Linked DNA regions of Homo sapiens: region 2 is linked to region 1. A link is a loop called in an ENCODE intact Hi-C map of the cell type or tissue named here. Cell type or tissue: PC-3. All regions are shown on one strand. Links, peaks and the distances in the headings refer to the core of each region. The heading gives the core; the rest is flanking DNA.

Region 1 (17,416 bases), core at 3,024-11,023:
AGGCTGGATGTGGTGGCTCATGCCTGTAATCCCAGCACTTTGGGAGGCTGAGGCGGTGGATCACTAGAGGTCAGGAGTTCAAAACCAGCCTGGCCAACATGGGGAAAACCCCGTCTCTACTAAAAATACAAAAATTAGCGTGGCTTGGTGGTGCATGCCTGTAATCCCAGTTACTCCAGAATCTGAGGTGGGAGGAGCACTTGAATCCGGGAGGCAGAAGTTGTAGTGAGCAGAGATCTTGCCACTGTACTCCTGCCTGGGCTACTGAGTGAGACTCTGTCTCAAAGAAAAAAAAAAAAAAAAAAAAAAAAAAAAGAAAGAAAAAAATAAAGAAAGAAAAGAAAATAAATAAAACATTTTATTTCTGAACTTTTTTTTTAACTTTAATGCTTATTTTTATAGATTCAGGGAGTACTCATGGAGGATTTTTACATGGATATATTGTGCAGGATTGTGTAGTGGTGAGGGTTTGGCTTCTAGTATATCTGTCACCCAAATAGTGAACATTATACCCATAGGTAATTTTTTCAACACTCATTCTATTCCCTTCCACATCCCCCTTTTTGTACTCCCCAGTGGCTTTTATATATTTAACTTCTGTAGAGCTTTTACTCTATGTTTAACACCCTGATAAACATTTTTCATAAATTATCTTATTTCATTCTTACAACAATACTAAAAGATTAATAGTTATTTTCCTAGTTTTACGCATGAGAAAAGTGAGCCAAAGAAGTTAATAAAATTGCACAAAAATATAATTTACCAGTGTATTTATTTCCTTGGGGAAAGCAAAGATTAAATCATACAATATTAGTTTACCGTGGTGAACTCTTGTTATCTTACTCTACTAGACATTCCAGTATGTAGGATATGAGAATGTATTTTGAATTACACATTTCATTTCTCAGATCTTATCAAGACATACTCTATACTGAGCTCATGAAAACTGTTTGTGTAAACCAGCTTTTGAAAATATCTTTGTAAAAACAGAAAGACAAAGTTTAGTTTTTAAATTTACTTATTGATTGACTTACAATGTTTTACAGCATTGTAGAGATGAGTTTCCTGTGGAGGGTTAAGAAAAAACATAAGGAAAATAATGCCTCAAATACATGGAAATTTGCTGCTGGATATTACTGTGGGGTGAATTCAGTCATCGATTCTTCAAATAATTATGGAGTTTCAATCATATGCAAGACAGTCATTTAAACATTATATTGCACGCAAAGATGAATCCTATGAGGTTACTAGTCTCGAGTTTTGAAAAAGGAAATATACAGCTAGTTAAATTATTGTAACACGAGGAAGAACATAAAAATAAACATGAGGAATATATAGCTAAACACCTAAAGACATTCAGGATTTAAAAAGATTACTTCCAGATAATGATTTGTATGTTTCGAAAACCAAGTGCCTATTACACTATGTGCCTTTAAATAAAGAAATCATTGAAAGCTTCAAGAGAGCATGAGAGTTAACTTGAGTCTTGAATAATGGGAGAAGGAAAATAATATTAATTTAGCCTTCAGATATAGTCCATCACAAAAAATCACATAAGAGACATACAACTATTTACAACTATTTTTATTTTCCAAATAAGGTACAAGATTCAAAATGTTTAATGATGTACCAAATAACACATAGCTAGTAAATAATGAGGTTGGATGCCAATCAGCTGAGTTTTAACTGTTTCTTTTTCATTCTACCGCACAGAATACTTGTGGTAAACAGACAATCCTTCCAGAAAAGCATAGAACCATATATCATACAACTGGCCTAAGTTTACCTAGGCCTATTCTTTTATGTTAATAATGAACAAACTGTGATCCAGATATATCAAGAGATTTTCCCAAAGATATACTTAAAGTAGTTGAATTAGAACCAAAGTTAGGTCTTTTGATTCCTACCTTAGTATTTTTTCTTCTCACTACCCTATAGAATGATGTCAGCAAAAGTACAGTTGAAGGAATATTTGGGAAAAATAGATATATGCGAATGGCATTCACAACTCTATTTTAGGTTCTTTATATTAATATTAATGAGCTTAGCTTTGTAAGTTAAATGGCAAACATCACTAACATGAGATGAAAAGGAAAAAAAAAATTGCAACTGGGTATGTATTTATTGTCTTAGTAGGAAGTGGGGCCTGAGGAGTAATTCCTTTATTCTGATGAGCAGAGGGGCAACTGCAGGAAAGAAATCATAAAGAAGAGGGTAAAATTTTAAAATATGACTGTAGGAAAATGGATGAGACATGATTATCTTAAATAATTGCTGAAAGAGATATTCTGAAAAAACAGCTACTTGATGGTCTTTATTAAGAATTTTAAATATTACTTGCTGAGTGGTGACTGTGTTAATTGTACTGTAACATGGGGAATGCAAATAACTAAAAGTTATTGTACCAGTCCTGGGGAGAACCATAGGATTCAATTAGAGAAAAATGCTGTTAATATGTCTAGTGTGTGGAAAAAGATAACTCTCTTGATCAGATTTTCAGAGCTAATTACATATAATTGAAATATTTCTAGTAAAGACAATAAATTAAATTTATAGCAGAATATATTTTGAAGCCTTTTTCTGAAGTTTGCAAATTAACATATTTGCTAAATCTTGTATTTTGATTTAGAGTAAGGAACTAATCTTCAATTCAACAAATATGTTTCAGTTTGAATTTTAATGGATTTATTTCTTAAAATCAGCAACAACTGTAAAAGGATGATTAAGTCCAGAATATAGATTTTTCTTCCCTTCCCCACCTGCTCACATGATTCTCCTCTATGTGGCTCCACTCTCCGTTCACTTTAATCAGTATCTGTTTATTTTTCCATATGGGACCGACACGTTGACAAGTTGTTTCCTTACTGTCTGTCTTTTACTTTATTTTTAAGACAACTCTGGTAGAGTGATGGTGGTGAGGTGTATGGTTTTTATTGAGTGACATTTTCATTGTACTTCCTGTATAGGAGGTTTATATCACCTTTGTGCCTGTTTATTTTAAAAGAGAATATTTTTGAAACATGAGCCTGAGTTATTTTTAGCAGAAGCTAGCAATCTTTTCCTTCTCACCTGACTCAAATTAATTATGAGAATTACCAAAATGAGAAATCTTTCACACTATGATAGCTGGGATGCTGAGACAGGTCTCTTTATTAGGAAAATATTATTCTAAGAATTTTAATTTAAAGATAAATGTGTGAGGACTATGTAAGTATCAAGAAACACAATTGTGTAATATTTTTAATATTACTTGTTTTTTGGCGAGGAGAAGGACAGAGTCTCGCTCTTGGTGTCCAGGCTGGAGTGCAATGGCCCGATCTCGGCTCACTGCAACCTCGGCCTCCCGGGTTCAAGCGGTTTTCCTGCCTCAGCCTCCCGAGTAGCTGGGATTACAGGCGCCAGCCACCACGCCTGGCTAATTTTTGTATTTTTAGTAGAGACGGGGTTTCACCACGTTAATCATGCTGGCCTTGAACTCCTGACCTCAGATGATCCGTCTACCTTGGCCTCCCAAAGTGCTGGGATTACAGGCATGAGTCACCGCGCCCGGCCTTTAATATTACTTTTTAAACAGCTGTGCCTATTTCCTTTCCAAGGTAATTGTGGGCTTATGTTTTAAGTATAATTTACCTTGGATTCTATTCAGTACAGTGCAGATAAAGTCCTTCCTTATTACTCTTTTAGCTACACCAACCGTAAGATATTGATTTTAGCCATGTTGTTTTCTGCATGGTTGAATTTCTTACATTATATTTAAAGAGAAAAAGAAAAAAGAAGAGAAATATCTTTAAATCAGATTGATTCATAATCAAGTGCTTCCTACTTCTTAGTAGGAAACATATTAAAATAAACACCTTGAAAAATTTTGTATGCCACCTTGACACAATGGACTGTCACACTGAGGTAGTACATAGACACTGAGATTTATTGCCATGAATTTTAAAAGAATGTAAGGATGACTAAAGTCGAGTTACTGTAAATTTCAAACTCCATAAAAAGGTTTCCAGAAAGTAATGATTCACAAATGACTAATTGCTTCACAGTTGTTTTGTTTTTATAAATAAAAATGGAAAAATGTAGTAATTAGTATAGAATGTAATTTCAAAATAATTATGGATACCAATTGTATTTGACAATTTGACTTATTTTCTTGTGACATTCAGATGAATAATTTTGACTGCCATTAATATGGAAAGATCAGCTTTTTGAAAAAATTTATGAGAGACAAGTTATTTGAAATATTAGTAGCTTATTGGCAGTCTTTCTTTTTTAAAGCCATAAAGTTGAGACATTTATAGGCATCTGAGCCCAAAAGTAATTTTGGAAACTTAGAATCATAAAAATGGCAATATCAGATGTCCTTAAATAAGGACAACTATTGTTTGTGAATTTTAGGTTTATGGAATTTTTAACATTTCAGTGGAGTAAAATAGAGTTGATATGTTTTTATTGCCTTGACATTTAGTTTCAATCAATAGAAGACTATGGGGTTATTATCTAGCTGAGGGTTAGTTAAGTCATTTAAATCTGATTTCAGACAGTATTTTGGGGGTAAGATATAAAATGCCAGCAACTAGATAGAATTCAAAAATAAAGTTATTCTGACTTCACTGGACTATATACAAATTTATGATTTGTGTTTTGGCATTTTGAGTTAATTTCTCTTACATTTTATTTTGAAGTAAATCAAACTAATAAGGATCTCTTCAGAATTTCAGTGATTATCAGTAAGATATAATTTTTGCCATCTTGTAAAAGTCAAAGCAGGTGAAAAGAGGACCATGAAATTTATAAAATTGTGGGAAGACATAACTTAAGAATTTGGGACAAACTCTTGCTCGGTGCAATATCATGAAATCTCATGCCCCTTTTTAATAGTAGTCAAAAGGCAAACATGGTATCCAGTTTGGTAAATCATTTTCCTTAGTGTGTTTAAAATGATGGATGATTTCAGCTTAAATGGAGTTTTTTGATTCTCTGATTTTAATTGAAGTGTGACTATGAGTCAGATTTTATAACTACTACCACAGCTGTCTCTCTAATTTTGAAATTACATCTTTACTTTAAAGGCTTGGAGTAAATACATTAAAAAGCATTTCCCAAGATATTTTATTTTATATAGTTAGTGTGATATGGTTTATTTTGTATAAATAAGATTGGATTTAACTTCATAGTTTTGCAAACATCAGTGTTATTTGTATAGAAATATACTTCACAGACTAGTAGAAAGGTATTAATGGTTTTTGTGGAATTGTTCAGTGGTACAAACACTACATATTGAGTTTTCCTGAGCCCAAAAAGTATGAGTGGCTATGTATTTGTACGTAAACACCATAAATACGTGGATAAAGCACAATATTCTTACTGGGAAATTTTATCAGGTGTTCATTAGTCAGTTAATAGAAATGATGGAGACAAGTTGTCCCAAATTAATGTTCTTTTTAGCTTTGTGCTTTCATGGCTAAATATTTAACTCGAGGCAGTTTAAGAGTGGATAATTCCCTATCTAACAAAATTAGCCTATGGATAGCATTTTTACTGTGTTTTGAAATCTGCAGAGTTACATACTTTATTCATTTTTTCCAACTTTTATTTCAGCTTCAGAGAGTACATGTGCAGTTTTGTTACATAGATAAATTCTGTGTCTCTGAGGTTTGGTGTACAAATGACCCCATCACTCAGGTAGTAAGCATAGTACCCAATAGGTAGTTCTTTTAATTCACAGTTAACAACCGCCTACCTCAAGTGATCCTCAGGATCCAGTGTTCCCAGCTTTGTGTTCATGAGTACTCAATGTTTAGCTTCCACTTACAAACGAGAACATGTGGTGTTTGGCTTTATGTTTCCACATTAATTAGCTTAGAATAATGGCCTCCAGCTGCATCCATGTTGATGCAAAGAATATGATTTTTTTCTTTTTTATGGCTGTATGGTATTATATAGTGTATATATACCACGTTTTCTTTATCCAGTCCACCACTGATGAATATCTAGGTTGATTTTTATGTCTTTGCCATTGGGAATAGTGCTGCGATTAACATAGGAGTGCATGTTACTTTTTAGTAGAATAATTTATTTTCCTTTGGGTATATATCCAGTAGTTGGATTGCTGGGTGGAATGATAGTTCTGTTTTAAGTTCTTTGAGAAACCTCCACACTGTTTTCCACAGAGGGTGAATTAATTTACATTCCCACCAGTTGTATGTAAGTGTTCCTTTAACTCTGCAACTTTGCCAACATCTGTTATTTTTTACTTTTTAACAATAGCCATTGTGACCGGTGTGAGATGGTATCTCATTGTGGTTTTGATTTGCATTTCTCTGTTGATTAGTGATGTGGAGTATTTTTTTCATATCTTTGTTGGACACATATATATCTTCTTTTGAGAAGTGTCTGTTCATGTTCTTTGCCCATTTGTTAACAGGGTTGTTTGTTTTTTGTTTGTTTGTTATTTTATTTAAAGAATAACATATTAATAAAAAAATAATTTTAGGTATGTTTTGAACTCTAGGACAATGTTCAATGTCCTTTACACTGATTAAGGAATTTTTAAATTTTATCAATGACTTCACAGCCAGCAGTTAATAATCACAAGAAAGGGAGCAAATCCACCATTCTATGACAAACATGATTTGAGAATTTAAATGAGGAAAAAATCATTTTACACCACAAACATTAGACCATATGCATTTTCCCATAATTAATATTCACAATCTCGTGGTTACATAAAATTCTACACAGAGCTACTACAACACACCACTAAACAATATAGAAACTGCTTTGCCTTCCTTGCTATATGGATCTGAGCAGAAATTTAACTAGATGATAACAAGATACAGAATAATAATGTATGAATCTTATTTCCTTTCCTTATTTATTTGGATGAAAGTTAATGGCTAAATCAGTATGTTACAGTGTCAAACACTCTCAGATTCTCAATTTCCTACAATCCCTGACTTTGAAACCTCTAATTTCTAGTTCTAATTATAGATTTCACCAACATAAAGTTAGAGTTATCACAGACTGTTCATACTTTGCGTCCACAGGATTGAACAACAGAGGAATAAGGAGAATTAAGCAGCACATTTAATCTCTGCCTCCATATATGTGTAGTGGGAGTTCGCAGTTCTGAGACTCTAATGCTTTGTTTCTACACCACTGTTCTTTCTGGTCTCCTACCTTATTTGCTGTTCCTTTTCAGGGTGTCAGTATTACACACTACAAACATGAGTAATTTTCTCCCAGTGCTTAGTTCTGCATATAGGCTAAGGATTGGGTTTATGTCAGAGAGAGAGGTCCCACTGGGGAAAAGAAAAATCAGCAGACATTTTAGTGGTCCTTCAGTGCTGGAATAATAAATTGGAGACTTAGAAACCTCAAATAATCAGTTGACTTGACCCAGGCGTTTTTTGCCGAGTTATGGGTTTGCACACAGGAGGCGGGAGGACTAGGCTGAGAATTTTTAAAGTCACAGTAATATATTCTTCAGTCTCACAGTGCTTATCAACCTAAGGCTAACAAGAAAAGAGGTCTGCCTCCAACACAAAGTCTCCAGCATTTCTCAGGTTTGGAACTACATAGTGTGGGTTGGTGGAAGAGAAGAAAAAAAATAGAGGGCATGAATTTATCATAGACTTTAAAAGTAAATAACCCAATTAGCTAGGTTCCCAAGAAGAACAAAAATAATAAGACAAGAAAAATGAGATTGAACCAGAGTATACTAAGTCTTACTGCAACTCTACTCCAATTCTTACTAAGATCAATTCATTTTTGAATTAAAATGTCCATCCTCACGCTATCTAAGAGAGGAAATTAAAAAAAAAGTAGTCTTGGAAGTGAGAACATCACCTGTAGGTTTTTGCTTTTTTATTCTAGACATGGCAAGAGGCAAGAAAATAAGACTAATAATCAATAGAATAAAAAAGAAATAAATGCATGGATGATATAGGCACTGGAGTTTTAAAAAGATATGATTTTTTTTAATTGAGAAAGTTACATGTAAAGTTACACTACAGATACTATGTTTTCTCTGACTCTAAGCAACCATCACCCACCCCAAACTACATTCCGTTCTCCCCTAGATTACATGTGAGAAGCATTACCCAGGTCAAGTCATGGTAAAACAATGTGCACAGGCAGCAGAAAAAAAAGGAATGCCAAAATAACTATGATTGGTATGTTTAAGAAAACAGAAGAGTGTTTAAAACATAAAATGATGATTGGAACTGTGAAGAATGAATTCATTGCAACATTATTTGCCATAGCAAAGACAGGGAATTAACCTAGGTGCCCATCAATGGTGAACTGGATAAAGACAATGCTATATATATATATATATATATATATATATATAAAAAATATAATATACATATACTATATATTATATATACTATATGTATATATATAGTATATATAATATATATAAAATATATAATATACTATGTAATATATATATTATATATGGTATATATATTATATATGGTATATATATTATATATTACCATATATAATATATATATCATGTAATACTACACAGCCATACAAAGAACAAAATTGTGTCATTTGCAGTAACATGGTTGCAACTGAAGGCCATTATTCTAAGCGAATTAACACAGGAACAGAAAACCAAATACTGCATGTTTTTACTTAGAAGTGGGAGCTAACACTGAATACACATAAACATAAAGATGAGAACAACAGACACTGGGGACTACTACAGGGGGTGGGAGGGAGAGGTATGTGGGTTGAAAGACTATTGTGTACTATTGGGTAGAGTGCACACTACCTGGGTGATAAGATAATTTGTACCCCAAACCTCAGCATCACCCAATATACACATGTATGAAACCTGCACATGTGCTCCATGAATCTCAAATACAAGTTGAAATTATTTAACAAAAGAACAATACAACAGATGAAATTTTTGATTTACTATAACTTAATCAACAGATTGGCTAGAGCAGAAAACAAATTCATTAACTGGAAAGTATATTAATAGAAAAAAATGCCTTAAAAGGGAAGTATGGAGAGAAAAGGAAAAAATAGTTAAATAAATACAAAACCTATTGGGCGTGCTCACAAATTCTGAGAAAAACAACTCCCCTGGAGCCCTAGAAAGGGAAGAAAGAGGTTGATCAATTTATTTTTGGTGCTAATGTGTTTCAGGCCACTGTAAAACATCAAGGTGGAGTTGCCCCCTATTCAGGCATTATACCAATATAAATAAATAACCTGGGTTCTACCAATATTGATCAAAATGCTGGAGCAGGAAAACAAAATGTGGGGGTTCCTATTAGGAAGACACATCTATCTAGCAGGTTAAAGGTCTATTTGCCCATTAAATGGGTCATCCTCAGATTATCTTTGACTCTAAATCCTTTTAGAGTGTGCTTTCTGAAGGCTGAGTAGGACTAAAAAATAGTGAGAAAAAAAGAACACATTTTTCTTCTGGTTGTTCAAGGAAAGTCACCTTGGACATGGAAAGGTCATTTTTATTATAAATAATGGGGTCACTTTTCAGGTGATAAACAATGTTGAATGATCCAGATTTACAGAAGCAGAAGAGGCAAGAACAGACAACATTGCCACAATTCAAGCCTCTACTGTGTTAATCAGTATCCTGGAAAAGAGAAAAAGCTGAAGAAGAAAAAAGAAATAAATTATGTATTTTCAAGATGCACTTGGTATTAGTAGCTATTAGGTCATAAAGTTCTATTGCTGCCCATTGAAATATCCAGCAGTATTGCTGATTATGTGGTTCAATTATAAACGAGAAACTTAATTTCAGCTGCTTCAGTAAATACTGCATCTTTCTTAAATCAAATAACAAATTAACTTCTTCCTGCTTGAAGTCCCCATAGCACTCAGTTAAAATATATATATAATAATAAAAAATATATAATAATAAAAATATATAATAATAATAATAAATATATATATACATATACCAATTCTACCTACATATGTGATAGCATTATGACTTTGTAAAATAATGCATCTGGTAATAGGCAAAGGCAATAATAACAGAAAAACAATGACAACAAAAATAATAATAATGTCACTTCAAACAGGTACTTGAATGCTTATGAGAGGCCTTTGACTTATTTTTATTAGTGAATGCATCTGGCAATAAAATTATCAAAATATCAAAGAATAATGCTGCAGAAATCTCTGAGACAATGACTACCAGAGGACAATTAGGAAATAAAAAGAACTTAACGTAAGACTAATCCCAGTTTGATCTATAGAATAACTCCCGAGTCACGAGAAAGTTTGCTTTAATGTAGATTGAGATAAGTATAATATTGATATATGGCATTTGCTGTGAGTGCATTTAAATGTAGTTTGTAATCACAGAAACATATAAGATACGGTCCTCAATATTTACCTCTCAAAACGATAATATTATTGATATAAAATAAAGATCTGTTTTCCTTCCACTGTGCCTCGTAGGTAAAGAAAGAAATATAAGTGGTCCTAATTACTAACGAAGAAATGGTAGTGGAGTATTTGTCACATAGCGGTTATATACAATGAAAAAACAGAGAGCTAATCTTTACTAAAATGCAGTGACCAGGTAGCTTCAATTAAAGGGATGTACCTGTAATGAATAGATCATAAAGATGTTCAGCGGAAACATGCAATGAAGAAAGTGAAAAACTCTATTAAAGGCATCCAAATAACGAGTCAATTTGAAAATATAATTTTGTTACTTAAGTTTTGTTTAAACCTTTAAACAGATGGCAGCTTGTTTAAAATTCTAAAAGTAAAATATATCAACGCTAAACTCTTGTAGTTGGGAGCGGGAGTGGCAATTCTTTGAAAAAATATTTAAACTTCTCATTCGGCAAAGCAGAGGGGCTAATAAATAAAATATCCACATTCATATAACTATTGAAGCCAAAGAAGGTGCCAGTAATGAAAGAAAGATATAAAAAAACTCTAAGAAGACCATTAAGGTGATTCAGTTGTGAATTTACAGGATGTCAGTTAAATTAATTTCTTTTTAGAGATTCCTTTCAATGCCTCCGGGAAATGGAAAATATTTATAACTAAAAGACCTAGATTATATCATTTATTTCTCCAAAAAGTTTCAACAACTCCTTGTTATATGCAGAAAAAAGGCCAAGTAGTCAAGCCTGATATTTGTGGGATCCTCCAATGTTATTTAAAATAAAAATTTCAGCATCATTTCTGATTATATTATCTATATGCTTCACGGCTGAAATTCAGCATCAGATTTGCTTTTCCAGATATGCTTCTTCTCAGTCTAACCAGTGCTTGACTTTATTATGTAAATCTCTCCTCTACATGCGAGGCTTCTGATATTATCACATTTGCAAAACAGTGCTTGATGCTTACTATTGAACTGAATACTAAGTTTCCTTTTTGGATACTCAAAAATTACTTACGGTGTAGTCAAAGAATATCTCATGTAAACAACATTTCAGAACTGCCATCTGTTTACAATTTCAAACAAAACTTAAATGACAAAAATTATATTTTAAAAATAACCTGAGCAGAAAGTTATTTATAATTCCCCTCTATGTGTTTTAAGAAACATAAAATCAAGTACTTAGTCATATTTGTATTTTATTCCTCACAGCATGTTACACTTTGTTTTTCCATATAACAATCATAAGCTAAAAGGGTGTTGAATCAATAAATGAATGAAAAGGTTATTTCTGTTTTTATTTAATATTTAAGGTGAACGGGGACTGTTGCAGATGTATTGCATTTGTATTTTGTTTTTTCAATTATTACTGACTTAAGTCACAGTTTTGCAAAACACATCTCCAGTTATGCATAAATGGTAAGCATATCGAATGTGTGTGTATGTGTGCTTGTGTGTGTGTGTGTGTGTGTGTGTGATAGAGAAATAGCATAACATGTTATAAGATATTAATATTTATGGAAAACTTTTCCAGGTGTTTTTCCCCTCCCTGGTCATTAGTAACATTTAAACACCCTCTTGCACTATTTCCCTTTCCCCAGTTATTTTCTTCTCTTATATTTTTTCCTTCCTTATATAATAAAATTATTTCTAGAAATGCACACTAAAGGATATTTTTGACGACCAGGTGGCAACCTACTTTGAAAATCAATGAGAACACATGGACACAGGAAGGGGAACATCACACACTGGGGACTGTTGGGGGTGGGGGAAGGGGAAAGGAATAGCATTAGGAGATATACCTAATGTAAATGACGAGTTAATGGGTGCAGCACACCAACATGACACATGTATACATATGTAACAAACCTGCACGTTGTGCACATGTATCCTAGAACTTAAAGTATAATAATAATAAAAAAAAGAAAAAAAAGACTAGTGTGGCAACTTTCATGAATTTTAAATTCTCCATTGGCCTGTAATGTACATATCACCTTCAATTTGCAGAATTTCTGACTTAGTTTGGATCAGAAGAATAGAGATCAATGCCTATTCATTGCACTTTTTATCTTGAAGACCTTAGAATAAGAAAAAAATATATATCATAAGTAAAGCTGGTCTGGCGAGATATCCAAAGCAATTTTGCTGTGTCAAGAGTGGCAGATAGATGTGATAAGCACACGACCTTTGAAGTGCTTATCTAAACCAAGCAGAAACCGCTACTCTTAGTCCAGCCCATCACTTTCTGTTAGTACAAGAATAGAAGAGTTTGGATGAAGAAATTTGAGCAGGGAGCAGAGGGTGAATAAGAATGTGATCTAAATCATTTGATTCAGAATCATTTGCCTGTTCTTACTTTTAATTTATTAGTGTGATGCAAAGCCAGCCCTCATACCTGGATTGGGCAAATACTTTGGGATTATTTTTTCCAATATTAGATTATATATATTATATATATGAGTTTCATGAAATTAATTTTGAAAAAATAATAATTCTTCATCACAGAAACCCCAGCTCACACTTTGCTCTAAGAGCTTCTGGGATTATAAAATGTAAATTAGGTGCAAAAAGCTCTAGTATTTATCTTGAGCATTACCAAGTACAGTAACTGACTGGTATGTGTGATGGTTAATTGAGTGCCAATTTGACTGGATTGAAGGATGAAAACTATTGATCCTGGGTGTGTCTTTGAGGGAGTTGCCAAAGGAGATTAACATTTGACTCACTAGGCTGGGAAAGGCAGACCCATCCTTAATGTGGGTGGGCACCACCTCATCAGCTGCCAGCATGGCTAGAATATAAAGCAGGCAGAAAAACGTGAAAAGACTAGACTGGCGTAGTCTTCCAGCCTACATCTTCTCCTGTGCTGGATGCTTCCTGCCCTCCAACATTGGACTCCAAGTTCTTCACTTTTGGAACTTAGACTGGCTCTCCTTACTCCTCATTTTGCAGATGGCCTATTAAGGGATCTTGTGATTCCACAAGATAGATATATATATATATATATCTCCTATTAGTTCTGTCCCTCTAGAGAACCCTGACTAATACAGATTTTGGTACCAGGAGTGTTTCTAGAGAAGCAGAATATTAAGGATGGAGTTCTTTCGTTAGGGTTTCTGGAGTGGGCTGCTTAATATGATTAGACCCAAAAATGCTAAGAACTCTACTTCTAATAGTATGGAGAACACTGACAGTCCTTGGTGTAAACCACTTACAGAATTATGCAAACTAAATTCATTTGACACCCACGATTCACGGCTCATGACAGGCAAGGAGTTTATTGACTCTATACATAATACCTTTGACCACATGCGGAGAAACAAGGAACATAATGAAGCTCATTGGTTGCTCCTAAGTTTAGTGGACACAGTGATAAAAGAAAATGATGAACTCAGGGATTCTAACTTCTGCCTTCAGAAGCAGATACTGAGTCCTAAATCTGCTAAGATTTCCCCAAGTGAGAGTCTTATTTCCTGTAGAGAAAGAGTTGAAATTGTGGAAAAACAAACACAAGCTCTTATCATGCAAGTGCCTACCCTACAGTGAATAGCACATGCACAGACTCACCAGGTGTCTACTGTTACAGTGAGGGCATTGATTGGAAAAGAATGAGAACCTGCAACTTGGAATGAGGATGTGTGAGAGGATCCTGATGAAGCTGGGGACACTGAGTTTGAAACTCTAATGAACATTTTTTGCCAGAAGAAACAGCTTCTCTATCCCCATTAGTGGCAACATCCCCTCCAGGATGCATGCTGCCATCAGCCTTTCCAACTTTGTCTGAGGAGATAAATCCTGCACTGCCTAAGGCAACAATGATGGTCACCCCTGGGGCAGTTAGTCAGGCAACATAATGTTGATTCTCCTCAGGAGCCATCTCCGTGACCCCTGCTTGCTTTTAGTCCTATAACTAGACTAAAGTCCTGGTGAGCCCCTAGAGGTGAGGTTGAGAGTGTGACCCATGAAGAGGTGTGCTACACTGGAAAAGAAATGCTTGAGTTTTCTAATTTATATAAACAGAAATCTGGAGAACAGGCAAGGGAATTGATATTAAGGGTGTGAGATAATGGTGGAAGAAACACAGAGTTGGATCAGCCAGAATTTATTAATTTGGGCCCACTTAGTAGGAATTCTCCATTTAATGTTACACCTAGGGGATTTAAAAAAGGTTATAATAATTTATTGGCTTGTTTAGCTGAAATATGGATTAAAAGATGGCCCACAGAGAGCGAGCTGGAAATGCCTGGTTTTCCTTGGTTTAATGTAGAGGAAGGGATCCAAAGGCTTAGGGAGATTGGGATGAGGGAATGGATTGGTCACTTTAGACCTACTCATTCCAGCTGGAAGGGTCCAGAAAATATACCTTTGACCAATGCCTTGTGAAATAGATTTGTGATGTCAGCACCTGCATCTTTGAAGAGCCCTGTAATTGTTCTTCTTGGTATATCAGATCTAACAGTGGAAACTACAGTCACTCAACTACAAAATTTAACTACAATGGGAATAATTGCATCCTGAGGTGGCAGGAGCCAAGTGGCGGGGCTCAACCATCAAAGGCAAGGTGGGCATATCTACCATAATGGACAGTGAGTCAAAAAGCAATCAGAATAGTCTGACTCATGAAGAGCTCAGTCACTGGCTAATTAATCACAGTGTTCCTGGAAGTAAAATTGATACAAAGGCTACTGTATTCCTACATAATTTATATAAGCAGATAACTTCAAGGTCAAATGGACAAAAGACTAATTTGAATTACCAAAAAGAGAATCACGGCCACTGAATCAATGTCCAGATTTGAGCAAGTTTACAGACCCAGGACCCCCTGAATGAAGGGGAGGCCAGGTCCCCTTGAAGAAGGACCCCACTACACTACTGACAGTTTATGCTGTTAATCTTTCCCTCGTCTTTCCCCAAGGAGACCTCTGGCCATTTACCAGGATAACTGTGCATTAGGGAAAGGAAAATGATTATACATTTTGGGGACTATTGGACACTGACTCTGAGCTGATGTTGATTCCAGGGTACTGAAAATGTCATTGTGGACCTCCAGTTGAAGTAGGAGCTTATGGAGGTCAGGTAATTAATGAAGTTTTAGCTCAGGTCTGACTTACACTGGGTCCAGTGTGTCCCCAGACTTATCCTGTGGTCATTTCCCCAGTGCCAGAATGCATAATTGGCATAGGCCTAATTAGCAGCTGATAGAACCCTCACATTGGCTCTCTGACTGGTACAGTGAGGGCTACTATGGTGGGAAAGGCCAATTGGAAGCCATCAGAACTGCCTCTACCTAGAAAAATGGTAAATAAAAACAATATCACATCCCTGGATGCATTGCAGAGATTAGTGCCACCATCAAGGAACTGAAAGACCCAGGGGTGGTGATTCCCACCACATCCCCATTCAACTCTCCCATTTGGCCTGTGAAGAAGACAGGTGGATCTTGGAGAATGACATGGATTATTGTAAGCTTAACCAAGTGTTGACTCCAATTGCAGTTGCTATACCAGATGTAATTTCATTGCTTGAGCAAATGAACACATCTTCTGGTACCTGGTTTGTAGTCATTACCTTGGCAAATGCCTTTTTCTTCTTTCCTGTCCATAAGGCCCACCAGAAGCTCTTTGCCATCAGCTGGCAAGGCCAGCAATATGCCATTACAGTCCTCCCTCAGGGGTATATCAACTCTCCAGCTTTGCATCATAGTTTATTTGGAAAGACCCTGATCGCTTTTTGCTTCTGTAAGATATCACACTGGTCCATTACATTGGTGACATTATGTTGATTGGATCCAGTAAGCAAGAAGTGGCAAGCATGCTGGACTTATTAGTGAGATATTTGCATAGCAGCGGATGGGAAATAAATCTGACTAAAATTCAGGAATCTTCTACCTCAGTAAAATTTCTAGTGGTCCAGTGGTGTGGGGCCTGTCGAGACATTCCTTCTAAGGTGAGGGATCAGTTGCTGCATTTGGCCTCTCCTACAACCAAGAAAGAGGCACAACCCCTGGTGGGCCTATTTGGATTTTTGAGGCAACACATTCCTCATTTGGGTGTGATAATATGGCCCGCTTAATGAGTGAACCGAAAGGCTGTCAGTTTTGAGGGGTCCAGAAAAAGAGAAGCCCTGCAACAGGTCCAGGCCGCTGTGCAAGCTTCTCTGCCACTTGGGCCATAGGACCCAATAGATCCAATGGTGCTTGAAGTTTCAGTAGTAGATAGGGATGCTGTTTGGAGCCTCTGGCAGGCCCTCATATGTGAATCACAGTGAAGGCCTCTAGGATTTTGAAGCAAGACCCTGCCATCTCCTGCAGACAACTACTGTCTTTTTGAGAGGCAGCTCTTGGCTTGTTATTGGGCTTCGGTGGAAACTGAATGTCTGACTATGGGTCATCAAGTCACCATGAGACCTGAACTGCCTGTCATGAACTGGGTGCTTTCTGACCAATCCAGCCATAAAGTTGGGAGTGCTCTGGAGCATTCCATCATCAAATGGAAGTGGTATATACATGACTGGGCTTGAGCAGGTCCTGAAGGCACAAGTAAGTTACATGAAGAAGTGGCTTGATGCCCATGATCTCCACTCCTGCCACCCTGCCTTGTCTTCTCCAGCCTGCCCCGATGGCCTAATGGGGAGTTCCCTATGATCAGTTGACAGAAGAGAAGACTAGGGCCTGGTTCATAGACAGTTCTGCATGATATGCAGGCACCACCGGAAAGTGGACAGCTGCAGCAGTACAGCCCCTTTCTAGGACATCTCTGAAGGACAGTGGTGAAGTAAAATCTTCCCAGTGGGCAGAAGTTCAAGCAGCGCACCTGGTTGTGCACTTTGCATGGAAGGAGAAATGACCAGATGTGCGATTATATACTGATTCATAGGCTATAGGCAATGGTTTGGTCGGATGGTCAGGGACTTGGAAGAAGCATAATTGATAAACTGGTGACAAATAAATTTGGGAAAGAGGTATCTGAATGGTCACAAACTGTGAAGATATTTGTATCCCATGTGAGTGTTCACCAATGAGTG
Region 2 (17,416 bases), core at 4,071-12,070, 150 kb after region 1:
GATTCCTGTCATCCTCCTGGTGGGTAGTGAAATTTTAGGTCCACTGAAACCTGCAAAGTTACTAAGAATCTGATACAGAAAGTAAAATTATGAACTTGGATAATGGAAAACCTTCTTATGCAACTGTCTTTATATATTTGTGTGTTCCTTCCATATATATATATATAATTTTTTATAAGTTATGAAGAGTTTAGTCTAACCACATACCTAAAAGAAAGTTATAAATAAACAGGCTCAACACCCAGCAAGGAGAGACTTTGTGTAATGTAATAAATTTTTATGTTTTTCACTGAAATATTCCTACTGGCACAGGACAATGAACGCATACCCCCCCACCGAGATCAAGTGCCTTTGCCTGAAGCAAACCAGATATAAGAACACTCTATGAAGTCGCTTTTTTCATATTAAAAATTCACATACTTCTTGCATTCTGCTCTATAATATATTTTTGCTTATTTTAATATAAAAGTAATATGTTTTTCTCAAATCCTCAGATAAAATTGATGCTCCAAGAATATTTACAATGTTTTGATTCAGTATAGTAGAGCGGTTATGATTACAGATTCTGCCATGAGACTGCTGAGCTGAAATGTCATCACCATTCTGTACTAGCTCTGTGACTTGGGGCAAATTGCTTTCACCTCTCTGCCTTGGTTTTCTCACATGTAAAAATGGAGATTATGTTATCCATTATGATAAAAACTATCATCAGTAGTTGGTTTTTTAAGCTTCTGCCACACTTTTAGAGCCTCAAGAGTTGCATGTACCAAAATTTGAGAAAGATAGGTGATGTTAGGATTCTGCTGCTTGAAATGATAAGAATGCCTATTGGAGTGATGTGTAATAGCATACACACACACGTACACACACACCCATACACACAATTTTATTTCGGTTGTACTCATATGTGGATTTCTGATGCAATCTGAGTAAAGAGGTTTAATAATAGGCAAGACTAATTTTATTTAAAGACCACTATCACAGTCAATAATACTGGGAAGTGTGAATCTTTCTGATGGCCCACCACTACTTTCTGAATTTGCCTTTATTCCTACAATACTCATAATAAGGTCATTTTTACTTCGTAGAGGTTGGGTGATTATTTTCAACATTCAAGTCTTCAAAAATCTTAGTGTTCTTCTCCTGGAAAACATTGTCAGGCTGCAAATTTTCTGAACTTTTATGCTCTGCTTCCCTTTTAAGTGTAAGTTACAATTACAAACAATATATTTGTGAAACATAAAACTGAATGTTTTTAACAGTAACCAGGTCATCTCTTGAATGCTTTGCTACTTAGAAATTTATTCTACCAGATGCCCTAAATCATATCTTTAAAGTTCAAAGTTCCACAAAACTCTAGGACAGGGCAAAATGCCATCAGCCTCTTTGCTAAAACATAGCAAGAGTCACCTTCGCTTCAGTTCCCAACAAGTTCTTCATCTCCATCTAAGGCCACTGCAGCCTGGACTTTATTGTCCATATCACTATGAGCATTTTAGTCAAAGCCATTCAACACGTCTCTAGGAAGAGCCAAACTTTCTCACATCTTCCTGTCTTCAGAGCCCTCCAAGTCTATAGGAAGTCCAAACTTTCCCACATTTTCCTATCTTCTTCTAGGTCTTCCAAACTGCTTCAACCTCTGCCTGTTACCCCATTCCCAAGTCACTTCCACATTTTCATGTATCTTTACAGCAGCACCCCACTACCTGGTACCAATTTACTGTATCAGTCTGCATTCACACTGCTAATAAAGACATATCTGAGAGTGCGTAATTCATAAAAGAAAGAGGTTTAATTGACTCACAATTCCACACAGCTGGGGAGGCCTCACAATCATGGTAGAAGCAGAATGAAGAGCAAAGTCATGTCTTACATGGCAGCAGGCAAGAATTTGTGTCACGGAAGTCTCCTTTATGAAACCATCAGATCTCGTGAGGTTTATTCACTATCCCAAGATCAGCATGGGAAAGACCTGCCCCCATGGTTCAATTACTTCCCACTAGGTCACTCCCACAACACATGGGAATTAAGGGAGCTACAATTCAAGATAAGATTTTGGTGGGGACACAGCCAAGCCATATCACCTATATAACAAACCTGCACATCCTGTACATGTGCCCTGAACTTAACATTTTTAAAAAAGGAAAAGAAAATGAAGGGGCTCTCACCAGAATGTTAAATATTATGGGGGAATAGTCTCAGGAATTCTCAAAGTCCAGTTTCACATTTGTAGTAAGAGTTTGTAATTTATGTTAATCCAGCTTCATTCTATAGGCTTGTAGTTGTCCTATTTTCCGATATTTTCACATGGTAAATACTATGTAACCTGCAAAAACCCATATAACTAATTGCCTGGGAAAATCCCTGAAAAAAGTCACTGATAAGAGGTTAGCATAGAAAAAAAATGTGTTCAAGTCCTCAGGATCTCTTTAGATTTTTTTGGCGAACTGTGCAGCATATATCATAATGCCCTTTAAACCATGTTAATAAAATTAAAGGACATGTGCCATTGTGTATGTTATAGGGCTCAGGAGAAAATAATGCAGTGCATTCAAAGTAATCTCCAAGGAGAGTGTGGTCATCCTTTTGTTACCTTTATTAGAATCATCCTTCATAATCTTTTTAAATTGAATATTTAGTTTACCATTTTTTCATGTCGCATTCAAATTTTTTTTTTCTTTTTTCCTTTTTGAAACTGATCCAGTAGTCAATACTAGATATAGCTTATTCAGTTTTAGGAAACTGGCTCTGGCCGAAGAGACATATACATGGAAGACTAAGTCAATAAATGTTTTAATAGTATAATGTGCTCAATTTATCCCCTAGGGTCAATGAGTTTTTTCTCCAACCAGATTCTGAATCTACAACTTTTTGACAAAAACAGAGATTTGTAAAAATGCCTAGGGATCTACATATTGTATCAAATAAGATGTTACTGAGTAATTAATGCTAACTAAATATTGGTCCTGAAGTCAATCACTTTTTTAAAATATAAATCCCTTTAAGTACTCTGAAAGTAGCAGTGAAAATAAGCAGTTATACTCTGTTTACTTCAGAACTAAAGCAATAAAGTCACCTGCCAAGGTGCCCTTGCAATAGGTCTGAACAAGATCTATTTGATTATTTGAAGCTAATTGCCTTTGTACAATCAACACAGTCCAGGTAACAGTGGTTTATAGTAAGTGATTCAAAATCCAAATCATCATCATCATTATAATTACCATTTAGATACCTACTGTGTGGAAAGAATTTCATACAGATTATGCACATTTTTCCTTAAAATTTTTTATAACAATTCTCCTAAGTAAGAGGGTAATTTCAGTAGAAAATCTGACTCTTGGAATTGTTATGAAGGTTAAATGGGTTAATAAACTTTTTAGCATAGTGATGACATATATTACCTGTTTTTACTATCAAAATGATGGGTGAGTCTACTGGGGCTCAGAAAACTGCTATTGTGGCTTAAATTCATTTAAGATCTTATGATGAACAGGGTATAAAAGAAAAATTAGAATATCGATAATGAATAAAAAAGCAACAAATAGGATAAATCATAAACCATGCAGAAGAAGTGAAAACTTAAGAACTCAAACCACATATGTACTCTATGACTCTATATCCTTATAAACAGTGATATGAGTCTATGACTGGTGTTATAGAATTTGATGACAAGGCAAAGACAGTTAGGTAAGTTAGAATGTAATAAGTTATCAGGGAACCCTAAATCTGTTACTTATATTACAAATATTTGAAACTCTGTGATTTGTATGGCCCCCTTTTTCTGAAGGAAAAGGTAAAAGAAAACAGCTATATATATTCGATCTTCATATCATATGTTACAAATACAATATAGAAGTGGCTTTTGAGATTGCCAAACGTACTATTTTGAACTTGGATGGAGTTTAAAGATTACCTAGTATTTTCTACTATATGTTCCATGGAGGGATAGAGGGATGAAAGGAGGATTTTTCCATGACTAAAAATATTTCCGTGATCATTACTTTCAAAGAATGCCAAATGAAGTATGGTTTAAAATTAATTTCATCATATTTTATTCTATGCTTTAGTATTTCTCAGAGCTATTATAAAAATATGTAACCTGTACTACCTAACAAATAACATGCAATATTTATTGAATGAAATACAAGACACATACATTTTTTTTTTTTTTTTTTTGAGACAGCATCTTGCACTGTTGCCCAGGCTGGAGTGCAGTGGCGCTATCGCGGCTCACTGCAAGCTCCGCCTCCCGGGTTCACTCCATTCTCCTGCCTCAGCCTCCGGAGTAGCTGGGACTACAGGCGCCTGCCACCACGCCCAGCTAATTGTTTATACTTTTAGTAGAGACAGGGTTTCACCGTGTTAGCCAGGATGGTCTCGATTTCCTGACCTCGTGATCTGCCCGCCTCGGCCTCCCAAAGTGCTGGGATTACAGGCATGAGCCACCGTGCCTGGCCAGGATGCATAAAATTTTAAAAGTTCTTTGTGACACTTCAAAAGGGAAATTAATACAAAGACCTTTAAAAACAAATTTGGGCTGGAAATTATTTTTGTATCAGAGTATTCTCCATGACTAATATGCACAAATCACATTGGGGAATGCTGGTTTGGTCAAACCATTTTATTTGAATACGAAGGAGCTATGGCTAATAGAGAGAAAGCAACATGTTTAAGGTCACACTTGTATTTAATTTTTCAGGAAGACTTCCACTTCCTGAAAAACATTAACAACAATGGAATCCACCTAAATGCCCATCAGTAAATGAATGAATAAAGAAAATATGTAAAATATACACAATGGGATACTATTCATCCCTAAGAAAGAACAGAATCCTGTCATTTGTAACAACATGGAAGACTCTAACAGACACTATATTAAATGAAATAAGCCTGATGTAGGAAGACAAACACCATGTGATCTCACATATATGTGCTTTCTAAAAAAGTTGATCTCATAGAAGTAGTGAACAGAATAATGGTTAACAGAGGCTGAGCTGGTTAGTGGGGAGTGAAGGAGTAGGGGATATTGGTTAAAGGATTTATAATTACAATTAGGAAAAAGGAATATTTTAAATGGAATATTTTTAAATATCCAGATGGGGCAAAATTTTATAGAGATAGAAAGTAGGAAAGTCGTTGCCAGGGCCTGGGGGTAGAAAGGAGAGCATAGATGGGGACAGGAAGAGAAATCAATCATGACTATGAATCGTTATGGAGTTTCTTTTTAGGGTGGTGATGAAAATGTTCTACATTTGTGGTTATTGTTACACAACTCTGTTAACATGCTAAAATACACGGGGGTGTACATTTTAAATGAGTGAATTGTATGATATGTAAACTATATCTTACTAAAACTGTTTAAAAAGCAACAACCTCCCCCCAAAATCTTAACTTTTCACAGGTAAGATGCCCATGTTTAAAAAAAAATAACTTTTTCAAAGTGTATTCAGCACTAATACAGCTATTTGAAAAGTAAGACAAATCATTCACGACTTCCATTTCTTTGAAGTGTGTCAATTATCTAATTGTTGCTAAATACCTTGATAGTTATTTTCATATTGTATTATTAAATTTGACAGAATAAATTGAGTTAATAAACATTTAAGTTGAGTAGGTAGAGACACCTACTTTGGCATATCCTATTAGTTATTGTGATGAATTGTCCATACATTTTACTCATTTTTTAAAAATCTAGTACAATAACACTGAATTAACACACTGGATTATTACTAATTGTAATACACTTTTCAAATATTAAATTCTGATTTGTAACAGTTCTAAAATTAGCATATGAAATTCAAAGCAGCCAATGAAATGGAAAATCTTAAGAGCCTAAGAGAGTTTGAAATATGTCATAATGAAATCTTAGTTCCACTTCAATTTTCTCTGTTCCCTGGAAGTGCAAGTTACCAAATCCATTAACAAACTATAACATTGATTTTTCTACAATCCATTATATTCCTTGCATTTTTAAGTGTTTTTCCTGTTCATTGTTATAGAAAATGTTCTAAAAATGAACATTGAATTATTTATGTTGCATTTAGTTCTCCTTAATTCAACTGTTTAAAATTGTAATTGGTATTCTGTTTGGTTGGCATGTATTTAAAATGCTGTCCCCAGATCTAACTTATGAAATATTCTGTTGGTTAAATCAAATAAGGGAAGGAAAGGACTCAAATAAGGTTTTGAAAATACGTATAAACACATGGAATATATTGAAGTCTTTGCTTATTGAATGCAGTTTGCAGGAAACACTGCCTCATTCTGTATACCACACACATACCTATGTTCATCAGAATTCACTAACCCTAGAAGTTAAAATAATTAATAATTAGATATAGACTGATATAATATGAAGATCATGGCCTTTGTGATTAAATGTGTTTTGATTTATATCTTAAATCCATGGTTAATGAAATTTATATTTGAGAATGTTAATTAATAACTGTGAAACAAATTTCCCAATATAAATGAAAGGGTTGGTTTATTTACAATGTAGCTAATAAATATAAAGGAGGCATTTAACTAATGTTAGTTCTTCTCTAGGAATTCTTTCCTTCATAGGAGGGCGCATATTCATTCTGTAAGATATACTAAAGTAACGTGACTGCAGGATGACAATTGCATACAGAGAACGAAGAACACAAGAACCAGGACAAGTAGCCTACATTTTGCATTCTAAATTTATCTTTAGTAATTACATGAATGTGACCATAATTCCATTCTTTTCCAAAATCGAGACCATTTAATGATAAGACTAATTCATTTCACATATGAAATATTAAGTTTTTACTGAAACCATGACCTCTTTATGAGTTTTACTCTTTATATTTTTATTTTACTAAGAATTATAGATAAACTCAAACATGAGTTAAACATCAATGATGAGCCATTCATTATATGTGATGCTTTCTTATACTATATAGTTTAGAGCCAGAGGAAGTAATATTTAAATTTCAACTTTAGGAAAGATGACAATTATATAGCCACAAGGGTAAGGGGAGTTATTTTCAGATAAAATTGACTTGAGAGGAAAGTACAGAAAATAGTTTTTAAAAACTCCCATCACTCTAGTGTTAGTTACTGAATATATTGGAAATGTCAACTTCAATACATATTTTACAGGTGACTCAGTGTGTGGTGGAAATACAATGCAATTTGGGGCAGGTCAAATTTCAGTTAAGTTGGAAGACAAGTACTATGTAAATTTGAGTCCTTATGTTTAGTTAGCACTAGAAGCCTAAGAAGAAAATACCAGCGGAGTAAAACAATTACAGCCTAAGTGCTGAAAAACTTGGTATTTATAGAAGGATAGAAGAAGAAAGTAAAAATGAGCAGCCAGAGAAATAAGTGTAAATCAAGAGAAAGTTATGATACCACAGGTATCAAAAAACTGTATTGGGTTAAGATTAAGAGAGTGGCTAATTGTTGCAAGGATGGCAGAGAGCTCAGGTATCCCTGTAGTTGAAATGTCCATTGAACTTTTCAACACAGAAGTCACTGGCTTTAGGCTAGCAAGTTTGATAGAATGTTCAAGGCAGCATTTATATTGGAGTATATTTAACAGGGTTAATAGTAACAGAAGACATACAGACTGCTTGGATAATCCCAATATTACTTCATTTTGAACATGGGCAAGGTTATCTCTTCTCAGGCTCCATATAAATAGCAAAAAATAAATGGTTTAAGAACATCATCAAGTTGATGAGGACCAATGACAAGCAGCCCTTCAGGCTTAAGATTTAAAGAGATGCTTGTAAAAGCAAATAGGTAACTAGTTAAATGACAACAGTATGCATATGCTTTCAATATGGGTAAACATTAACATAGACTTAAATTCTAGTGTATTTCAAAAAAAAATCTATGATTCCATGTTAGACTTTTTAGTGTAAAGTCTAGAAAACGTACCATTCAAGAAATAAAATTGGTCATATTTAGATTATACAGTACATTTTAGAACTTAACCCTTTTTAAATGTAGTTCAGGAAAGCCTGAGTTCTAGGAAGAAAAATTAAGATAGAATTTACAAGGAGAAATTAATAAGGAATAAAATGAAATATAAAAACCGTTTATAATATTTTATCAACATTAAAGAAATGTATAGTTAGTATTGAACCAATAGCAGACAAATTCAGAATGAAACTTCATCAAATATTTGGAGATAATGAAGGAAAAAATTTTAATATCTCTGCTTATTAAGGCTGGAGAAACAATAAAAAAGATGAGAAAGAAGATGGTGTCTACAGAGAGCAGATAATAAAAGTCCAACATTTTATCGCTGAGAAGTTTAATAAAGTAAAATGCTTGTGCAAAAAAAAAAAATAATAAAGGAATATTTGAAGAAATCCTTGTCAGTCTTATTAAAAGTCTATTCTGATGATTTAAGATTTCCCTTGATAGGCCAGGCACGGTGGCTCACGCCTGTAATCCCAGCACTTTGGGAGGCCGAGGCGGGCAGATCATGAGACCAGGAGATTGAGACCATCCTGGCTAACAGGGTGAAACCCTGTATCTACTAAAAATACAAAAAATTAGCCAGGAGTGGTGGCGGGCGCCTGTGGTCCCAGCTACTCAGGAGGCTGAGGCAGGAGAATGGCGTGAACCTGGGAGGCGGAGCTTGCAGTGAGCCGAGATAGTGCCACTGCATCCAGCCTGGGTGACACAGCAAGACTCCGTCTCAAAAAAAAAAAAAAAAAAAAGATTTCCCTCCATATCAAGTCATGTAAAAGAACAAATCTTTTATCAATGAATTACCCTTTGTTAAGTTGTGCTTCATAACAAATAATTTCAAAGTCTCAGTGCATTACAACAATATGTATCTTCCTAAAATGTTATGTTTTTTGTAGATCAGCTGCTATAACTTTTCTGGGGTGTAGGATGGGTTCATATTAGCTCTCTGGCTCTTATTTCTGGCTAAGAAACAGACGGTTTCTTGGTGGTGAACACAAAAAATATGAGAGCAAGAAGCTGAACCAAATTTCTTAATAACAGTAAAATATTTTTGCTCAGCTATGTCATATATAATATCCTTTCACATTTCACTGATGAAGATAAATCATATGGTCACATCCAACTAACAGTTTGTTATAGGATTATCCCCTCTTAGGGTTAATAAAAGAGAGTGAATGTTTGTGAGTCATATGCTGTACCACATTAGATATAATCTGGTAATGTGTTTGAGTTTTAAATATATAAAGATGTTACTTTACATATATGCTTTCCTATATAGTCCATATTGTATACACAAATACATAGTTAATATTGAACTAATAGTAGACAAATTCAGAATGAAACTTCAATCAAACATTTGGAGATGATGAAGTAACAAATTTTAACATTTCTGCTTTTTAAGGCTGGCAAAACAATAAAGAAGATGAGAAAGAAGATGGTGTCTATAGACAGCAGAAAATATATAAAAGAACAATATATAAAATAAGGAGTATACATAAAAATATATCTGGAAAGAGTAACTAACATTGAGTCTTCACAAAAAAGAGTAAATTTATTAAATAAATGAACATCTCCCCATCTTCAGAATTTACTTACAAAACAATGGTATCAGAATAAAATGGAACTGTATATACAGAGTTCCTGAAAAATAATAATTTTAAATTAATTATTTTATTGTTTATGAGAATAAACAGCATAAGACATAAAATAGTTTAGATGAATTACTTCTTAAATAATCTTCATGATAAAAATGTTGAAGACATATATCAGAGTGTATTAAGAGGTAAATTGGAGTTACTTTTTTAGGCTGGCATAAAGTAATCATTATGAAGTTTTGAAAAATAGCACGATGTGGAAATTTAATTTAGCAGTGTTGTAAATGTAGTTGCAAAACAGTATGTTGGCGAAAATAATAACATAATGGTAGAAATCTGGCTGCAAATTTCATGGTATGTGAATCAAAACCAGTAATTAAAGTGGAGATTGTCTAGAGGAAGTAATATAATAGTACATTACATTTTTAATAATGAATTGAACATAGAAAAGAGATAGAGTACAAGTAATTTGAGAATATGAGTTTATGCATACTTACAAATCTCAATCTTTGACATAAGTAGACAACAATAATATGCATTAGTTTATAAGTAGGGAAAAATTCAATTAAGAATACTTAATGAAATTAAAACTGAATGGTTTAAATCAATAGCTTTTTAAATTCACAACTTTGCCGATTAGCAATTTGAAATGAGAGCAGTTGCAAAGTTGTTCTAGTCCAAATCTTGACTGGCTAATCTTGGTTGAGCTCACTTGTACATCTGAGGTGAGTTGGTTTGGTATGTAAGTTTATAATGCCCTCAACTAGGATTTCTGGGAAAAGAGATCCACATGGCCTTTCAACCTAATGTCCCCAGAAAGTCTCATTTTGTGAGTAATAAATCTTTTGATATGTTCTCGATGAATGTTAAAGACTGAAAGTTTGTGTCCTTCCAAAAATTATTATTTTGAAGCCCTAAAGCCCAGTGTGGCTGTATTTGGAGATGGAGCCTCTAAAGAAGTAATTAAGAAGAAATAAGGTCATAAAGATGGGCTCTGTTCTGATAGAATAAGTGTTTTTCTAAGAGGAGACCCCAGAGAGCTTACTCTCTCTCTCCCTCTACACATGAACAAGGAAAACATTTGAGCATAGGGGAGATGTTGACACCTAAAATCCAAGAGATAAGACCCCATTATGAAACCTACCTTGCTGATACTTTAATCTGGGACTTTCTAGCCCTAGAATTTTAAGAAATAAATTTCTGTTGTTTATACCACCCAGTCTATGATGCTTTGTTATAGCAGCCTGAGTAGGCTCATACACTGAGCAAGGGACATCATCAGTCCTTACACCCAAACAAAATTTTGGGTACAGAATCGATTATATTTACTGTGGGGTAGTGTAAACATTTGGCAAGGTGAACAGGACACACAAGTGATGGTCACCACAACCAAGGACCTTTCTTCTATTGTTTTTGTTTGCTAACAGACTCTGTGGCCAGCAGGGGAGAATGGACTTTGGGGTGCTAGTATGCTTTCTGAGCTGTGCTGCTGCCTACTTCAGAGCTTGTGATTTGGGCTGTGTTCATTTGCTGAGTCCTGAGAAGTCTCTGTTATAGATTTAACTTAACTATCCTGGATTGGAACTTTCTAGAGTTGGCATTTAAGGGCTAGAGTATGACATTGGGGCCATCATGAATATGGCCCTAGTTGTGTGTCTTGGCCCAGTCCTATCTCTGTCTTAGATAGAATCATGTGTCTTCATTCTGGCATAAGCCATGACTGATGATTGGCTTAGGGGAGCAACTTTAGCCTGTGACTGTGTTTGTTTGTTTTTTTGTCTTAACAAAGCATTGGCTTTCATTCTGTACAGTGCTTAAGGGAGAGACTGAAAACCTATGCCACACACAGGCCAGTCATGTGGTCAGTAGGAAACATAGTCACCATATGGCACTCTGAGGTCCACATTTCTAAAAGGAGATGGCTGTAATCACCCTTCAAAATGCCTTTGATGTTCCTAATACTCAGGCTTATAAAGGAAAATGCACATGGCACCCACATGGCACAGCCAAGAGGTTAATTAAACCTGAATTAAGTCTGGGATCCCTAAGCCCAGTAAAGCAACAATTGCCATGGAGAAGACCTCTAACCATGATGAGTTTCCTCAAAGGAAAAAAACTTACAAATATTAGCAGGATAGAGAGGACTTGCCCTTTGAGGTATGTCCAGTAACCACATAGTAAAAATGAATAAGCAATAGATACATTTTTTTTAAACTGACTAAAATGGAAGAAAAAAATCTTTGTAAAAAACATCAATGATTTTTCCCAAACTGGAAATCCAGAATATGCTAAAATAATTAACACAGCAAAAACGTAAAAGGGCATTGAATGGCTTTCGCACTTCAAAACTCGGGTTCTGTATTTACTTTAACATCTGCTGAAATACACCAATTGGCAAAACTTCTGTGTCTTTATCAACACCAGAACATGAATGACAGTTACATTTGGAAAAATCTGAGAATGTGATGTATCCCCTCTCCTCACAGAGGAGTTAACAAACAAAATAGCAAACAGGAATGGCTGCAATTAACCATCAGAACTACTGCTTTGCCTAAATTTTCTATATTCATGGAGCTCGTTGTCCCCATAATAAGGACATGGGTTCTGACAGAACAAATAATATATTCAGTAATAATAACATTCTGACATAACAAGTATTATAATACATTAAATAAAATTAAATGTACACTTAAATGTACACTTCTATAAATGTGACACTCAAAACCATGTGTATAAAATGGAATTCCATGGCCTTCCCTTCTGGTTAAAATAATTAACATAAGCTGTGGTAAGGAAAATAATGGTCCTTCATAGATGTCGTTTTCTAAGCCTAGAACCTATACATTATTTTATATTAATTATTATACTATATTACTAGGAGAATTCAAGCAGCAGATGAAATTAAGGCTGCTAATCAGCTGATGTTAAAATAGGGTTATCCTGGATTATCTGTGTGGGTCAACATAATCTCAAGGGTTCTTAAATGTAGAAGCTGAGACAAAAGGGAAGGTTAAGGTAATGTGTGAAGAACTTGACCCACAGCTGCTGGCTTTGAATACTGAGGAAGAGGGCCACGACTAAAGGAATGTGGGCAACCTCTAGATTCTGGAAAAACCAAAAGAAAAGATTATCCCCTAGACTTTTCAGAAGGGATTTTGGCCCTCTCAAAACCTTGATTTCAGCCCAGTGAGGCCCAGTTTGGGAAATGGAACTCTACAGAACTATAAGATAATAAATGTATATTGTTTTATGTAACTAACTTTGTGGTTATCACAGCTGCTGTAGAATACCAATACACGGCTGAAATTAAAACAGGACCTTCAAGAATTCTAACAAGACCTGCTTAGAAAAGGGATGATTATCTCCATTGCTTCTCTGTTTAATAGCACCTTTTGGCCTATTCTTACACATAGAGAGAATAAATGGAGTCTCATGGTGAATTGCTGGAACTTTATTGCCATTGTTTCAACCACTGAATTTTTCATGGTAAATCTTATTGAAGCTAGTGACTCCATTGAATCATCAGCTGGTAATTGTTATGTTATTACAGATTTGTCTAAAATGTTTGTTTCCCTGCATTTTTCAATGCCTCTCAGGTACTGTTTTCTTTCCCTAGGATACCCCTGAGGAATCTCAACAGCCCTGCTATCACACTCAATCTTTGCAAGCAGCATCTTAACCTCATCCAGCATTCTTGAAGAAAACAGATATGGGCATTACATTGACGTTGTCCTCCCCAGGGAGATTCATTTGATAAACTCATTCAGTACAGACTAATACTCACAAATGATCTCACAAAAATGGGTGGGATATGGTTTTGCCCAATGTAGAAGTGCATGTGACTTTCACTAAATTCTTGGCATCATTTGATTCTCAAGGGCTACTCCATCTTAGAAAATGTCAAGAAAGAGTTATTGACCTGCTCAGAAATCACATTTTAATTATAATTATAAATTCAATATCTTTGGAAACATTTTGGATTCTGGAGGCATTGCCTTTCCTGTATGCAAATTTTATATAATTCTATTATTTTATTACTTCAAATCAGCCTACTTTAGACAACCCCTCAAACAATGGGTTCTAGAATCCGTGCACATTACAATGTAGTAGGCACTCCATTGCAATATAATAGGAACTTTCATTAGTGACCACCAGAGACTGCTTCAACAAACTCTCAACAAACAAGTTTCAACAAACTCTCTTCATGCTTACTGAAGTCTCTAGATCACCTACAATGGCTACAAATTCCTCAGGGTTCCTATATAATAAAACTACCCTCTTCAGTCCCACATTATACAACATAGAGTGAAAGCCAGCCACATATTGGGCTCTTCTGGAGATGGAGACTCTTGCAGGCTCTTCATTATTCATGCCTGTATTTGGAAATATTAGGCCATAAGCTTGTATAACCATCATAACCTCCTGTTCAAATGGAAGTGTTAACCGTAGGATAGAGCCCAACCTAGGCACTCTGATGTATGCCACCTGTATAAAGGGGTGACCTAATCTCTCCTCAGTTCTTTTCCAGATACAATGATGCCAAATGATGTCATCCATTTCCAAGACCCTTTGGTCACCTGTGGAGCCCTTTGAGATCACGAGTGAATAGCAAAGGTAGTTCATACACTTTACAGATGGTAGTGCCACCATCACACATGATGATGCTGAGTGGAAGGCTGCCAATTTTTACCCTTTAACTAGATTAGGATAACTGATAAAGGAAGAGACCCAAGGATGGGCCTGGTTCCCAAAACTTCAAAAAATCATTTTAACATTGGATATTGTGCCCATTGTATAGTCTTGGGCCACTGAAAATGGCCCTGTGGTCTGTACAATGGCAACAATTGCTTATCCAGATTTTTCCCCTGAGGGGTAAAGAACTCTAAGAATTTATTGCTTCACAGCTACCCAACACATACATCAGTGTTACACATCTCTCTGTGTACACTAAAACCAAAATATAAGTCCTCATCAAGACAGTTCTTACACCTTCTGAACTTCAAATGTTATGGTATTGTTTATATTTCTTGGGTAAAGAATGCAGTAAAAATTTGAAAAAAATAAATTCTCCTTAAATGCACACTCTGTTTTCCCAATGCCCTCACCAAGTTGGCAGGTTCCAGGAATTGTCCATCTTCAAGGAAATTCAAGGCACGATTACGAGAGAGCAGTCTCCTAGCAGCAATAACTTTAAATAAAAGCAGACAATCAAGATTGAGTCATTGTGTGGCCTGATCACCTTTCGGATATTGTGCATTACGAGCCAGCAGGCATTTTACCAGCAAAGTAGTCATTCTAATTTCCTGCTTTCATTTTGGAAATCTTACTTTACAGGATTAGACTCTTCTTTAGTGATTGAACATGATAAAATACCCTAGTGTTAATAGGTTTAGATTAAAAAAATTTACTAAATTTTAAGGAATTTTAAGTAGCTGGTTTTATTGAGTATCATGATATCATTGTGGAATTGGCTTTTCTGTGTGACTTTCAAATGTAATTTATTAATATATGAATAAGGCAGTATACAATTTGGTTGTTTATTAAATTAGTTTTCTCTTATATATGTGGATACCTATGTAGAAAAGAAAATTATAATTATCATTTCTGCCCTGTGTATATAATAGAAATAAATATATAAAAGAATAATGCTGATATATTATTAGGTCCATATTACATAATAGAAAATAAATAAAATAGAGGAAACTCTCTTTTCATTTCTTTAGCCCAAGTTAAATTAGCATCCATAGCTCAGCATTTATGATTGCCATTAAGGTATGTATTCAATGGACTAGCCTACTTTTTCTTTAATTTAACATTACACTATAAAATAGTTCTCATTTATTAGATTTCAGAATTGCCATGTAAATTGCTGTGTAATATATTATTTATAGAACTCCTTACAAATATTTTCCTATAATAACATGGCTCATAGAAGTGACAGCTGTGACATACTGCCAGCATCATAGGGATTCATTAAGGCTGCAATTTTTCAGGGTCGCAGATGAGGTATAGAGATAAAAGGTGGTATAAAACTAGGAGAATATAGCCTCACAGTTTGTTTTGATACACAGTTTTATAATGGGGAGTATTTAAAAATCACTCCCCTACCAATGAGTGTGAGGATGCACTACAATTTTCTCTCATGGATATTGACTTCCAAAATTTTGTTGTTTTAAATTCATCTGTTTAAATAGGCAAACCCTGCATAATTTATTATTATTTTTTAAATTTTATGTTTAATTTTTAAAACAAATACCCAGTGATTCAAATGCTGGGTAGAAATAAAGCATTTTGCTTGTCTTGTTTTTCTTTATATTTTTGAGTTAGATTGTTGTCCAGAAGTACTGTACCTATTACAACTACTTTGATCCAGTTTAATGCATGAATCAACATCAGATAGCTATCTGGAAGAGTAGGTATTAGCAGTTATTATATTACTTTCTAACTCAGTTGGCAAAATTGGCACCCTGGGATAATTTATATTTCTGTGATCACTACTGCTTCTATGAGCAGAGCACATAATTTAGGCCTAAGCCAAGCAACACACTGTATGACTTATATTCATTGGTTGGTTAAGAGAGCAGTATAAATTAAATCTATCAGCATATATGCCAGTACTATTCACTGGGAATTCTAGACTAAAATTACTTACTGTTTGTTGTGAGTGACTTGGGGTAAATGTGGTCACTAGAGCTGCTGTCTGTCATCTAGAGGTTCAAAAGAGAGAGACTTTCTAAAACTGAAGTCAACACACAGTGAGAAGTGCTGAAAAATATTGAGCAAGATATCCTCTGTCCACATGGACCAAAACAAAACAAAATAAATAAATTACTACTTAATGAGGGAACAATTTCTTTGGTGGTTTGTTTAAGTCAACTTGAACTGAGTTTGACTTAATGAGAAAACAATTCCTTTGGTTGTTTGTTTTAGTCAACTTGAATTGAGTTTGGTAACTTTCAAGTAAACAAGCTCTAACTAGCATTTACTGTGAAGAGCATTGTTAAGTGTCAAGTCAAAAAATCCAATAGCCGTACTTGGGAAGAGTCTGATGAATAGAAGAAAAGATCAACTATGTGTTTCACAGTAAGCAGAAGGTCAAGATAACCCAACTTTTATAATGTCATTCTTTATGCCCTGATGGAGGAGTAAAAGGGCATGTGGAGAGAGCTTCACTTGGGTATATCATGCTGGGTCTGCTTTTTCATTTATCATTCTCCTCATGCCCAAGACATTTTTTAGCGTTCAAAGAAAATGGAATAGTTCCTATGTCCCAATGTAAACGTGATTTTTATCTAGCTATACAAATAGAAAAAAAATAGGCCCACCATAGTTCCTTTTTTCTTTTTAGTTTCTTTACCATTTAATTTTTGAAGGACAATTCCTTGCAGAATCAGTAAGATATGTCTTTTAGAGCAAAAAAAAAAAAAAAAAAAAAAAAATAGATGTCGTTGTCCCCAAGTAGACAGTTGCTGTGAGAGATGGACCCAAAGATCCATATAAAATAACTGACTTTGAAAAAACCAACAAGGTTATTTCAGTTCGAGTGTCATTTATGATATATCCATCCAAGTATCTACATATCCATCCATGTATCCATCCATCCCTGTCTGTTTATCTATTATATCTATCTTAATTATATATTTAAATATTTTTATTTAAATATCTTTACAATTATGACATTTTTCAAACATTTTATAATAAGCTTTAGAAGTTAAAATCATCATCCTTTTTCTTTCACTCTTATTTTGTTCTTATTTCAAAGTCTGATACAATTTCTAAGTTAATTCCCAAAAGGGATCCTTCTGTCTACTGTAATTTATGTCTTTTATCTTCACTTTAAATGTAGCATCATTTTATTTAGCAGATCTTAT

What was found. Hi-C counts contacts between places; a loop is a spot of excess contacts. Peaks named below come from ENCODE experiments on the same cell type or tissue, not always from the same donor. Only the 100,000 strongest peaks of a DNase experiment are listed, where the experiment ranks them.
Region 2: a loop joins it to region 1, with 2.6 times the contacts of the local background. A loop is called at or near these places in 2 of 110 quality-filtered maps.

The regions. Positions count from the first base shown.
Region 1 is chr11:38,534,197-38,551,612 of GRCh38, reverse strand. No RefSeq gene overlaps it. Among named protein-coding and RNA genes, the nearest start is that of LINC02759, 100 kb to the left of the region's middle. In PC-3, for the core only: no CTCF peak of the experiment used is centred there; no DNase peak of the experiment used is centred there; H3K27ac peaks cover 761 bases.
Region 2 is chr11:38,382,117-38,399,532 of GRCh38, reverse strand. No RefSeq gene overlaps it. Among named protein-coding and RNA genes, the nearest start is that of LINC02759, 260 kb to the left of the region's middle. In PC-3, for the core only: no CTCF peak of the experiment used is centred there; a DNase peak (open chromatin) is centred at 7,162.